2 separate regions of the Homo sapiens genome follow, and region 2 is linked to region 1. Evidence: read pairs that join two places in POLR2A ChIA-PET (ENCODE). Cell type or tissue: OCI-LY7. All regions are shown on one strand. Each heading gives the region's core, and the rest is flanking DNA. Links, peaks and the distances in the headings are about the cores only.

The links. Peaks named below come from ENCODE experiments on the same cell type or tissue, not always from the same donor. Only the 100,000 strongest peaks of a DNase experiment are listed, where the experiment ranks them.
Region 2: POLR2A ChIA-PET joins it to region 1 with 10 read pairs; 3 of 35 experiments call an interaction of 5 or more read pairs at or near these places.

What each region holds. Positions count from the first base shown.
Region 1 is chr4:70,893,051-70,898,435 of GRCh38, reverse strand. No RefSeq gene overlaps it. Among named protein-coding and RNA genes, the nearest start is that of MOB1B, 6.6 kb to the left of the region's middle. In OCI-LY7, for the core only: no CTCF peak of the experiment used is centred there; a DNase peak (open chromatin) is centred at 2,515.
Region 2 is chr4:70,665,972-70,671,313 of GRCh38, reverse strand. It overlaps JCHAIN (joining chain of multimeric IgA and IgM), which reads left to right and starts at 4,806. Exons shown (of 4, transcript NM_144646.4): 1 at 4,806-4,887. The coding sequence starts at 4,824. In OCI-LY7, for the core only: CTCF peaks have their summits at 3,544 and 3,768; DNase peaks (open chromatin) are centred at 3,213, 3,682, 3,918 and 4,743; H3K4me3 peaks cover 2,608 bases; H3K27ac peaks cover 5,000 bases.

The DNA of each region.
Region 1 (5,385 bases), core at 92-5,091:
CCATATCTGCTGAAAATACAAAAATTAGCCCTGCGTGGTGGTGGGTGCCTGTAATCCCAGCTACTCGGGAGGCTGATTCGGGAGAATCACTTGATCCTGGGAGACGGAGGAAGAAGTGAGCCAAGATTGCGCCACTGCACTCCAGCCTGGGCGACAGAGCGAGACTCAGGCTCCAAAAAAAAAAAAACAAAACAAAAAAAGAAAGGAATGGAGACATGAAAGACTGATGAAGCTTGATGTCTTTCAGTGCATTTATTTATTGCTAAAACCCACAAAGCATCAAAACACAGAGCCTGCCGGGCGCAGTGGCTCACACCTGTAATCCCAGCACTTTGGGAGGCCAAGGCGGGCGGATCACCTGAGGTCGGGAGTTCAAGACCAGCCTGACCAACATGGAGAAACGCCGTCTCTACTAAAAATACAAAAAAATCAGCCAGGTGTGGTGGTGCATGCCTGTAATCCCAGCTACTCAGGACGCTGAGGCAGGAGAATCGCTTGAACCCAGGAGGCAGAGGTTGTGGTGAGCCAAGATTGTGTCATTGCACTCCAGCCCGGGCAACAAGAGTGAAACTCCGTCTCAAACAAACAAACAAAAACAACAACAAAAAAACAAACACAGAGCTTATTATTTAATGTTTAAAATGGAAGAAGGAATGTTTTATTGACCACAAACCTAACCCAGTACCCTCCCCTTCAAGCTCGTTACTCTTTTGAATATGAGGTTTATGCAATAGGATGGCTAGATTTTGGGTTATAATCATTTATCTACTCAACAAGAATTCATTGAGTGTCTACTATGGGCCTCTGAGAGTTAAAAAAAAAAAAAAAAGGCCCTAGTGTTTACCATCTGAATCCTATAGGTCATTGGGAAATACAAGTAATCAAATAAAAGCAAAGTTAGAAAATGTGTAAATGTCATGAAAGAAAGGGCCTTGTTGTATATGAAGTCTTTTTTATTTTTTCAAGCAGAGTCTCACTCACTCTGTCACCCAGGCTGGAGTGCAGTGGCACGATCTCGGCTCACTGCAACCTCCACCTCCAGGTTCAAGTGATTCTCCTGCCTCAGCCTCCCGAGTAGCTGGGATTACAGGTATGCATGACCACACCTGGTTAATTTTTGTATTTTTTAGTAGAGACGGAGTTTCACCATGTTGCCCAGGCTGGTCTTGAACTCCTGACCTCAAGTGATCTGCCTGCCTCAGCCTCCCAAAGTGTTGGGATTACAGGTGTTAGCCACTGCACCTGGCCTGTATATGAGTATATATTAAAGGGATCTTACCTATTTTGGTGGTCAGAGAACTGGATCTTGTCTATTCAGAAGTGAGTAGCATGTATATACTCCTTGTATTGTATTTAAATTCTGGTTACATTTATAAACAGCATAATTTGATAAAACAACTTTCCTAATCATCATGCCAACTCCCTTTTGGTGTTTGGAAGCACCACAACATAAAAATTGATTTTTGTTTTCAAAAAGCCAGTCTTTCAAAACTTTTTAGAAAGTACTACTTTGTGTATAATTTTGAGGATCTTAGTCCATAGGACAAAAATTATGAAAGATTCACTGGCCAGGTACAGTGGCTCACGCATCCCAGCATTTTAGGAGGCCAAGGCAGGAGGATCTTATAAACAGCCTGGGCGACATAGGGCAACCCTATCTCCACAAGAACAAAAAATTGCTGGGCATGCACCTGTAGTCCCAGCTACTTGAGAAGCCAAGGCAGAAGGAGTGCCTGAGTTCAGAAGTTCCAGGTGGCCGTGAGCCGCGATCCAGTCACTGCACTACAGCCTGGATGACAGGGTGAGAACCTGTCTCAAAATAAAAAGTTTCTTGCATGGGCCTTGTACTTGCTCAATAAATGCTGAATTGAATTTCTTGGTACATCAAGTTTACCATTGCCCGCAATTAACTGTTTTTCCCACTAAATTCAAACCACATAGCAGTAAGCTGCCATGGGGAGAAGGAGGGAAGGTCCTTTTCAAGCCTATTCAAAACAGCTTATCCCAAATTGATAGGACATTACCAAGGTTGGAAAGTCTAAAATTAACTCCGCCAGCTGTGTTTTGGTTTGCTTCAGATAGCACATGGGCTCAGGGGGCTCAATTTGCTAGGCTTGTTTGTTGCTCCAATCTGCTGTGCTCTGAAAAAGTTTGTTTGCCTGGAGTGCACGTTGTGCACAAGACATGGTAACTAGGCAGCTTGAAAGTATATTGGAACTAAACAAATAAGTCTCTCCTTGAATCTCAGAAAAGCCTAGCAACAATGTAGGGGGATGGAGGAGTTATTGCTGAGTAGGTCATATGAATGGTTTAACATTTAACCTTGCTGAAGTTTCCCAGAGAGCAGGCTGCTGATGTGCTGACAGAGATGAAAAGATGACGATGTAGTTTCAAAGAGTCTGTGTTTTTAGCCCACCCATCTCCACGAGGTCCTTTAGCATGAAGGACCATATATAGACATAGAGAGTATCCCAACTGGGTGCAACTTAAAAATATCCTAAGTATCAGCAGCTGTTACTTTCACCCACACAAATTCACAGTTGGCTTAATTAAATAGTGCCTGTTCTCAAGAGCCGCAGTACCCTAGGTACTTATGCTGCTTCCCTCTACTTCATTTCCTTCCTCAAAATAACAAAAAGCAGAATGGATGAATGAAAGGAATCAATTATTAGCAGTTCAGGGTTTGCTTCTATGTAAATAATAGAATGTAGAAGTCAGATCTTTGAATAGGGTTTTGACTCCCTGCCACTGGAATCCAAGGACAACCACTGGAATCCAAGGACCCTATGCAGTCCCTACTCTTGGACATTTGTTCTCTTGTGCCCATGGCCATTACCACGCCCTCTTCTTGGCATCTCTCTCATGTTTTCCAGAGTTGTCATAGTCACAACCATAGCAACCTGAGCAGGCCACAATCCTCTTATAGCTGGAGACATGAGATACTACGTTATACAACATAATTCCCCTGTCCTACACCAACAGGAGTTTGGTTCCCAATAGTCAAACCATTTATTTTTCCTCAGGATAAGTATTCCAGCCTTTCCCAAATGTTACTATTTTTGAGGTTTCTATGGCATCAAAGTAACCAGAAAGCATCCACTGAGTGGAAAACCAAGGTAATCAATCCCACCTTGAAATTTGACCAAGTATTTCTAAATCCCTTATTTATGGGCTGTACTCTGTGTTTCCACAAGAATAATTCCATTTGAATACAGAATAAAGAGATTTAGCAAAAGAAAATCTTAGTAGGCAAGAAGATTTCCTATCCAAAATAGTGCTTTTAAAGAAAATGATCTTGTAATGCACTCCTTAACAGGGAGCTGTCTGAGACCTTTCTGGAACCCTGCAGGGTGAAGGACCACTTGCAAGATTCAGTCAGTTGTCAGTGATGTTTCTTAAACATCTGCCATAAACCAGTCACCACACTAAGAGTAAGGATACAAAAGAAATACGCAATATCACAACCTCAAAGAACTCATTTCTTGTTTGTTTTTGGTTTTTTTTTTTGAGACAGAGTTTCACCATGTTGCCCAGGCTGGAGTGCAATGGCACAGTCTCAGCTCACTGCAACCTCCACCTCCTGGGTTCAAGCAGTTCTCCTGCCTCAGTCTCCCAAGTAGTTGGGATTACAGGCATGCGCCACCACGCCCGGCTAATTTTTGGTATTTTTAGTAGAGACAGGGTTTCACCATCTTGGCGAGGCTGGTTTTGAACTCCTGGTCTCATAATCCACCTGCCTCGGCCACTGCGCCCAGCCAACAAAGAACTCACTTCTAATGGCAGAGGCTGACATGTAAACAAATCATTACAGGACAAAATGATTCCTTTTATAACAGGATTATACACAAAAGGCTACAGGAGGCCAGACACAGTGGCTCACGCCTGTAATCCCAACACTTTGGGAGACTGAGGCAGGTAGATTACCTGAGGTCAGGAGTTCAAGACCGGCCTGGCCAACATGGTGAAACCCCGTCTCTACTAAAAATACAAAAATTAGCTAGGTGTGGTAGTGGGCGCCTGTAATTCCAGCTACTTGGGAGGCTGAGGCAGTAGATTCACTTGAACCCGGGAGGCGGAGGTTGCAGTGAACCGAGAGCACACCATTGCACGCCAGCCTGGGCAACAAGAGCAAAATTCCGTCTCAAAAAAAAGGCTACAGGAGCCCAGCTGATTTTTATTTTTTAAAAAAGGATTGATTTGAGGAGGAAGATAAGGATCAAGGAGTGTTTTACCAAAACAAGGGGAGTTTTAAAGGATTATTATACCTTCTCCAGGTTTAGAAGAGGCGATGGAGGAGTAAAAAGACGGAGAAAAGGCGTTGCAGAAAGAGGACGCAGCATGTATAAAGCCTAAAATGTGTAAAGGCATTAAAAAAAAGTGTAGACGAAATGCTGACTACTGCAATAGTTGGCACATTAATATAGACTCTCATTTGCTCGTTCATTCAACAAATATTTATTAAGCACGAACTGTACACCACTTGTGTAAGTATACACTGGGGACATAATAGGGTACAAAATCAAGTTCCTCCCCTAAGAAGTTTACATTCTAGTGGGGAAGGGATATTCTAAATATGTCAGTGTATAAACTCCCTAGTTGTATTTGCATTTTAATTATCCCTAACTATGACATGAAAATCTCAAGCCTTCTTTTTTCTTTTCTTTTTTTTTTTTTTTTTTTTTTGAGACAGCGTCTCGCTCTGTGCCCAAGCTGGAGTGCAGTGGCGCGGTCTCGGCTCACTGCAAGCTCCGCCTCCCGGGTTCACGCCATTCTCCTGCCTCAGCCTCCCGAGTAGCTGGGACTACAGGCGCACACCACCACGCCCGCCTAATTTTTTGTATTTTTTTTTTTTTTAGTAGAGACAGGGTTTCACCGTGTTAGCCAGGATGGTCTCGATATCCTGACCTCGTGATCCACCCGCCTCGGCCTCCCAAAGTGCTGGGATTACAGGCGTGACCCACCGTGCACGGCCCAAGCCTTCTTGAGGAGTATTTTTTAAAAGATCAAGGTATCAGGAATCAAGTAGGGGACAAATTCTGGAATCACAGCATAAAGACAAAAGCTCTCTGATTACTAAGCAGACAATAGTTCCAATGCTCATTTGAACTGTGTGCTTCAGTTGATAACACAGAATCACAAATTCAGTCCTGTAGGAGGTACTATGAATAATTAAAGTACAGCCTTTAGCTGTAAACTCAATGACCGCATAGCCAAATGACGCATCTAAAATTAGAGCAGGTGTGTATGTGTAAAGAAATCAAGATCGACCCACAATGGCATTTCTTTTTTCTTTTTTTATTATTGTTATTTTTTTTTTTTGAGACGGAGTATTACTGTGTTGCCCAGGCTGGAGTCAGTGGCGCTACCTCTGCTCACTGCAACCTC
Region 2 (5,342 bases), core at 343-5,342, 230 kb after region 1:
TGATGACGACGATGATAATAATAAGTAACTAGTACTTACATAACACTTATTGTGTGCCAAGATCTAACTTCTTCACATGATGTAATAGATGTAATAAATATTAACCTGACAACAATCCTGTGAAGCATATATTGTTATTTCCCCCTTTTACAGATAGAGGAAATTAAGAGAGATTAAGTGATTTGTTCAAGGTTTGTCCAGTGTTACCTAGCTAGAGAGTGGTGGAATTGGGGGATAAACCCAATCAGTCAGGTTCAGAGCCCTTTCTCTTAACTATTATGCTATATTGCTTCTCAATCTCCCCTGCTTTTAGGGTCCCTGATCTCTTGGGTGATTTTCTTGAAACTCTCCCTCACTTGAATCTGGGGAGAGGAAGGTGCCCCACCTTTACTCTCTACTCTCCCAAGGGTGAAGCGAGGTGGGATATGTGTGTGGGAGTCTCTTATTACAAACACTATGATTTCAACAAGGTAACAGCTGCTCTTATAACATCCCCCCTCTTCCCTCCCTAGTCTTCTAAAGATGAGATGGGAGTGTATGGGAGCGGTGGAGTGGTGGTTGATGGAAGTAGATTGAGTTTTGTTGCCTCTTTTTAGAAAAAAATTGTATGTGTACATAATAGTTATACATTGAAAACTACTGTTATCTTCCTTAGCCTTGCCTTCAATTCCTGGCCTCAAGCGATCCTCCTGCCTTAGCCTCCTGAGTAGCTGGGACTACAGGCATGCACCACTGTGTCTGGCTTCGTTGCCTCTTAACAAACCTTGGAGGAAATATTTGGCTTGCTTTAGATTTGTGGTACTTAGTCATTCTTGTTTATGATCTGTGTGCCTTAGTCACCAATGCTGAGGGAAAGGAAAAGTTACTTTTTAATTATAGAAGCTATTATGGTAGTCCAGGAAAGAGGATGGAGGCTTGGACTAGGTTGGTAGTGAAAACGGAGAGAATCAGATGAATTTGGGATATGTTTTGGAGAGAAAGCCGACAGGTCATGCTGGTAAATTGGATGTAGGGGAGAGGAAAAGAAAGGAAGCAAAGAAGAGGATTTTGGCTTGAGTAACTGATGGAGGTGTCATTTACTGAGATGGGGGAAAACTTGAGACAGAAAGAGATTGGTATGTGAGTGTGAGGATGGATTGGTCATCAAGAATACCGTTTTACCTGGTTAAGTTTAGATACCCATTTAGATAGCTACATGGAGATATAAAATAAAAAGTTGGACATAGGCATTCAGAACTCAATGGGCAAGGTAAAAGTTAAAGTTATACATTTGAGAGTCCTCAGTGTGCCCTATGTTTAAAGGCATGGAATAAGGTAAAATTAATTAAGGAGAGGCTAAGAGAATAGAAAAGATGAGGATTAAGCCTTGATGTCCTCAATATTCAGAGGAAAATTTGGCAAGAGACCCAGAAGGAGTCACCAGTGAGACAGGAGGAAAACAGGGAGTTACATTCTCTGTGTCCCATGAGAATAAAATCTTGTCACAATTTGAATATCCCAAAATATAATGAGTTGTGTCCACAGGGAGTGGAGCATCCAACTATTTCGGATGATTTTCAACTAAATGCTGAATTCGGTTATATAGAATATTGAAAAAAAATTGAGAGTCATGAAGGTGAGACTAAATTACCTTTAAGATCTCTTTCATCTAGCTGAGTCTATCACTGAATCTCTTACTACACAAATCTTAAATGTGAGTATAGAAAAATAAGCCTCTTTTTTTGCTGAGAATTTAGAACACATGGCTAAGTTCTCAATCACTTAACACACATGTAAAGGGTTCTACTATTCACATTTGACATTTTTTTAGTGGCAAAAACATAACTAAAACTGGCAAAGAAGTGGTTTAAAAATTAAACTGGAACTTGTATTTGTATATAGTAGGTTAATGATAAAAAGAATATGCAACAGCTTACCTATAGTGAATTATAAGCAAATACAAACTTCAGCTAACTTTTCAGTATGGCTATTTATTTAAAAATTACCTTTATTAATCTTTTGTTCTTCCATAAATAGTTATTGCTGCTAGTTATTCTGCACTCCCTTACTTCCTGCCCTAGGCCAGTCTTTTTTTCCATTAGTTTTCAAACTTCAGTGCACATCAGAATCAACTGGGATGCTTTTTGAAAATACATATTCCAAGGTCACATCTCCAGAAATTCTGAGTGTTACCAAGAAATCCATATTTTAACCAGTACTACAAGTGGTTCTAGTCAGATGATCCCTAGAGCACACAAGGCAAAACACTAGTCCAGATCCTATGTTGCCAGCATAGGTAATTCTCTTCTAATGACAAATGTGTCACACTTTATTTTTATTAACGCAATTTATTTTAGATTTATAGTTTACATAATCGAAATATAAAAATGCAAGATTGGCCAGGCGCAGTGGCTCACGCCTGTAATCCCAGTACTTTGGGAGGCCGAGGCAGGCAGATTACCTGAGGTTAGGAGTTCCAGACCAGCGTGAACAACATGGAGAAACCCCGTCTCTACTAAAGATACAATACTAGCTGGGCATGGTGGCACATGCCTATAATCCCAGCTATTCAGGAGGCTGAGACAGGAGAATTGCTTGAACCTGGGAGGTGGAGGTTGCAGTGAGCCGAGATGGCACCATTGCACTCCAGCCTGGGCAACAAGAGCAAAACTCCATCTCAAAAAAAAAAAAAAAAGCAAGATTGGAAGAATGAAAATATCAAATATAGAGCTTTTCTTTAGGTTAGTAATTATGAGTTAAATAATCTTTGCTGTTATAAAAAAGGAAACTTTTGGAGAAGTTTTAATTTGTTCCCAAGGATTTACTCAACTTGCTTTGGGAAGGCAGTCTAGCCTTGAGTTTATTTTTCAAGAATTAAAAAGGTATCCAGCTGACTATTAATTACTATTTTTTTTTGAGTGATTGAATAAGTCAGTTATTTAGAAACTTCAGTTGGGGGTGAGGATCTTTTAGAGTGGTTGATAGTTGTTTTGACCTCCTGACCACAAACTAAAATAATGTGCTTTCAGGTCTGTTTCTTTTTTTAATAAACTGTCCATGTGATGCCAGTATATTTTCCCTAAACTCAAGTAGTTGCTAAGTCCTACTGATAGTAGAAATTAAAATAGGAATAAACTTGGACAGTATAGTAATATTGCGTATGACAGTGCCTGACACTTTGTTCTTACAGACTTTCAATACATACTCTGAAGAAGTGCAATCATGTGCTAGCCTTTAATGTCTCTTTCATCCTGTCATTTCGTATTTCTAGCTTTGAAGTCTGCTTGCCTTACTTATGATTCTGAAGTACTCCTAATTACCTCTTAAAATTCTAGGAGTCCCTTCAAAAATTAGAGCTGAGAACCAGAAGTAACACGGATTTGATGCTGTTGTGTAACCAGCATATTCTTGGAACCAACCTTGCCTAAGAGACAGGAAATTCCAGCATGTTGGAGTGGGAGTGCAGGGGGTGCTCTGTCCAAAAGCTCAGTTAAAAAAAATGACATTAATTAAGTGAAAAAAATTTTACACAAAATACTGCAGTGATTCAGTTTGCTTTTGAGGCATCTCAAAAATCATCTTATGGGTTTGCAATTCTGAAAGGTGTAACTAGACAGAAGGTCCGTCTTAATGCTATCAAATTAAAATATGGCAACTTATTTATCTGGTATATACCCGCTTCTTTTTTTTTTTTTTTTTTTTTCGAGATAGAGTCTCCCTCTGTCACCCAGGCTAGAGTGCAGTGGTGCCATCTCGGCTTACTGCAGCCTCTTGCATCCAAGATTCAAGCGATTCTCCTGCCCCAGCCTCCCGCATAGCTGGGATTACAGGCCCTCACCATGTCCAGCTCATTTTTGTATTTTTAGTAGAGACGGGGTTTCACCATGTTGGCCAGGCTGGTCTTGAATTCCTGACCCCAAGTGATCCACCTGCCTCGGCCTCCCAGAGTGCAGGGTTTACAGGTGTGAGGCACTGCGCCCAGCCAAGTATCTACCAGCTTCTAATTCCAATTCCATGTTTGAGCTTATAAAATAACTGAAAGTAATCAAAATATATTTTGTAAGATATATACAAAATACAGATTTTGTGAGATATATACAAAATACAGATTTTGTGAGATATATACAAAATACAGATTTTGTGAGATATATACAAAATACAGATTTTGTGAGATATATACAAAATACAGATTTTGTGAGATATATACAAAATACAGATTTTGTGAGATATATACAAAATACAGATTTTGTGAGATATATACAAAATACATATTTTGTGAGATATATACAAAATATATATTTAAATCTGGTAGCTTGGTTAATTAAGGACTAGTATAAAAAATTAACATAAGATACACTTGGGACCTTAAAGGACTTTCATTTCTCTCCCCTTCCTTCATCTCTCCTCCTTCACTTACCTTCATTTATTATTCTAGGCATGACAAGTGTCAGATGTCTGATTTGAAGACTAATATGAATATATCTAGGTAATAAAATGGAAAATCCCTATTTCAACATTCTTAATGGAATCCTTCCTTGAAATTATTATTAGTCTTCTGGTTTAAACATTTATATAGTGTAAATGCAAAATAAAAATGATTGTATCAAATTATGGTTTTTATTTGGATGCTTTGCAAGAAAATACTTAAATGTGAGTCATACATTTTTCCAGTTCAGCATTTAAACTTCAGACTTCAACCACAGTTGTGATTGTTTTTAGTTTGTTAGCTGCCTGGAGTGTTATTTTAAGAAAGCAGAAGCACCATCATTTGCACACTCCTTATAGATCACACACCTTAACCCTGACTTTTTTTGCTCCAGTTTTTCAGAAGAAGTGAAGTCAAGATGAAGAACCATTTGCTTTTCTGGGGAGTCCTGGCGGTTTTTATTAAGGCTGTTCATGTGAAAGGTATGTGATATTTAGAAAATGATCCCAGATCAAAGGAAAAATATAGGACAGATCTGTTTTTCAGTTTTAAACATTTATGCCTATGCTTTGGTTGGCCAGTTAGCCAGCTACTTTTTCCTAACATGCTTTCATCTTTCTATGGCAGTTGTCTTTACATAGATAAGACTCTTTTTATTCTTTTTTCTCTTATCTTACTTACTTGTTTGCCTACTACAAACTAGAGAATAAGAAATTAGCTAACTACAGATAGTCCTGCTTATATGAATGTCCATATTGAATCTTAAAAATCTATAATCCTTCCCTTGAGTCTCTTAAATTAATATTCTGGAGAAATGAAATAATAATTACTGTAAGTACAACATGGAATGCATTGGGATTTTATTTCCCCAAAGAGGCTGGTATTGGTTTTAACAGCTTTCCTGGATCTGATCCCACAGATTTATTATGACCCTTTA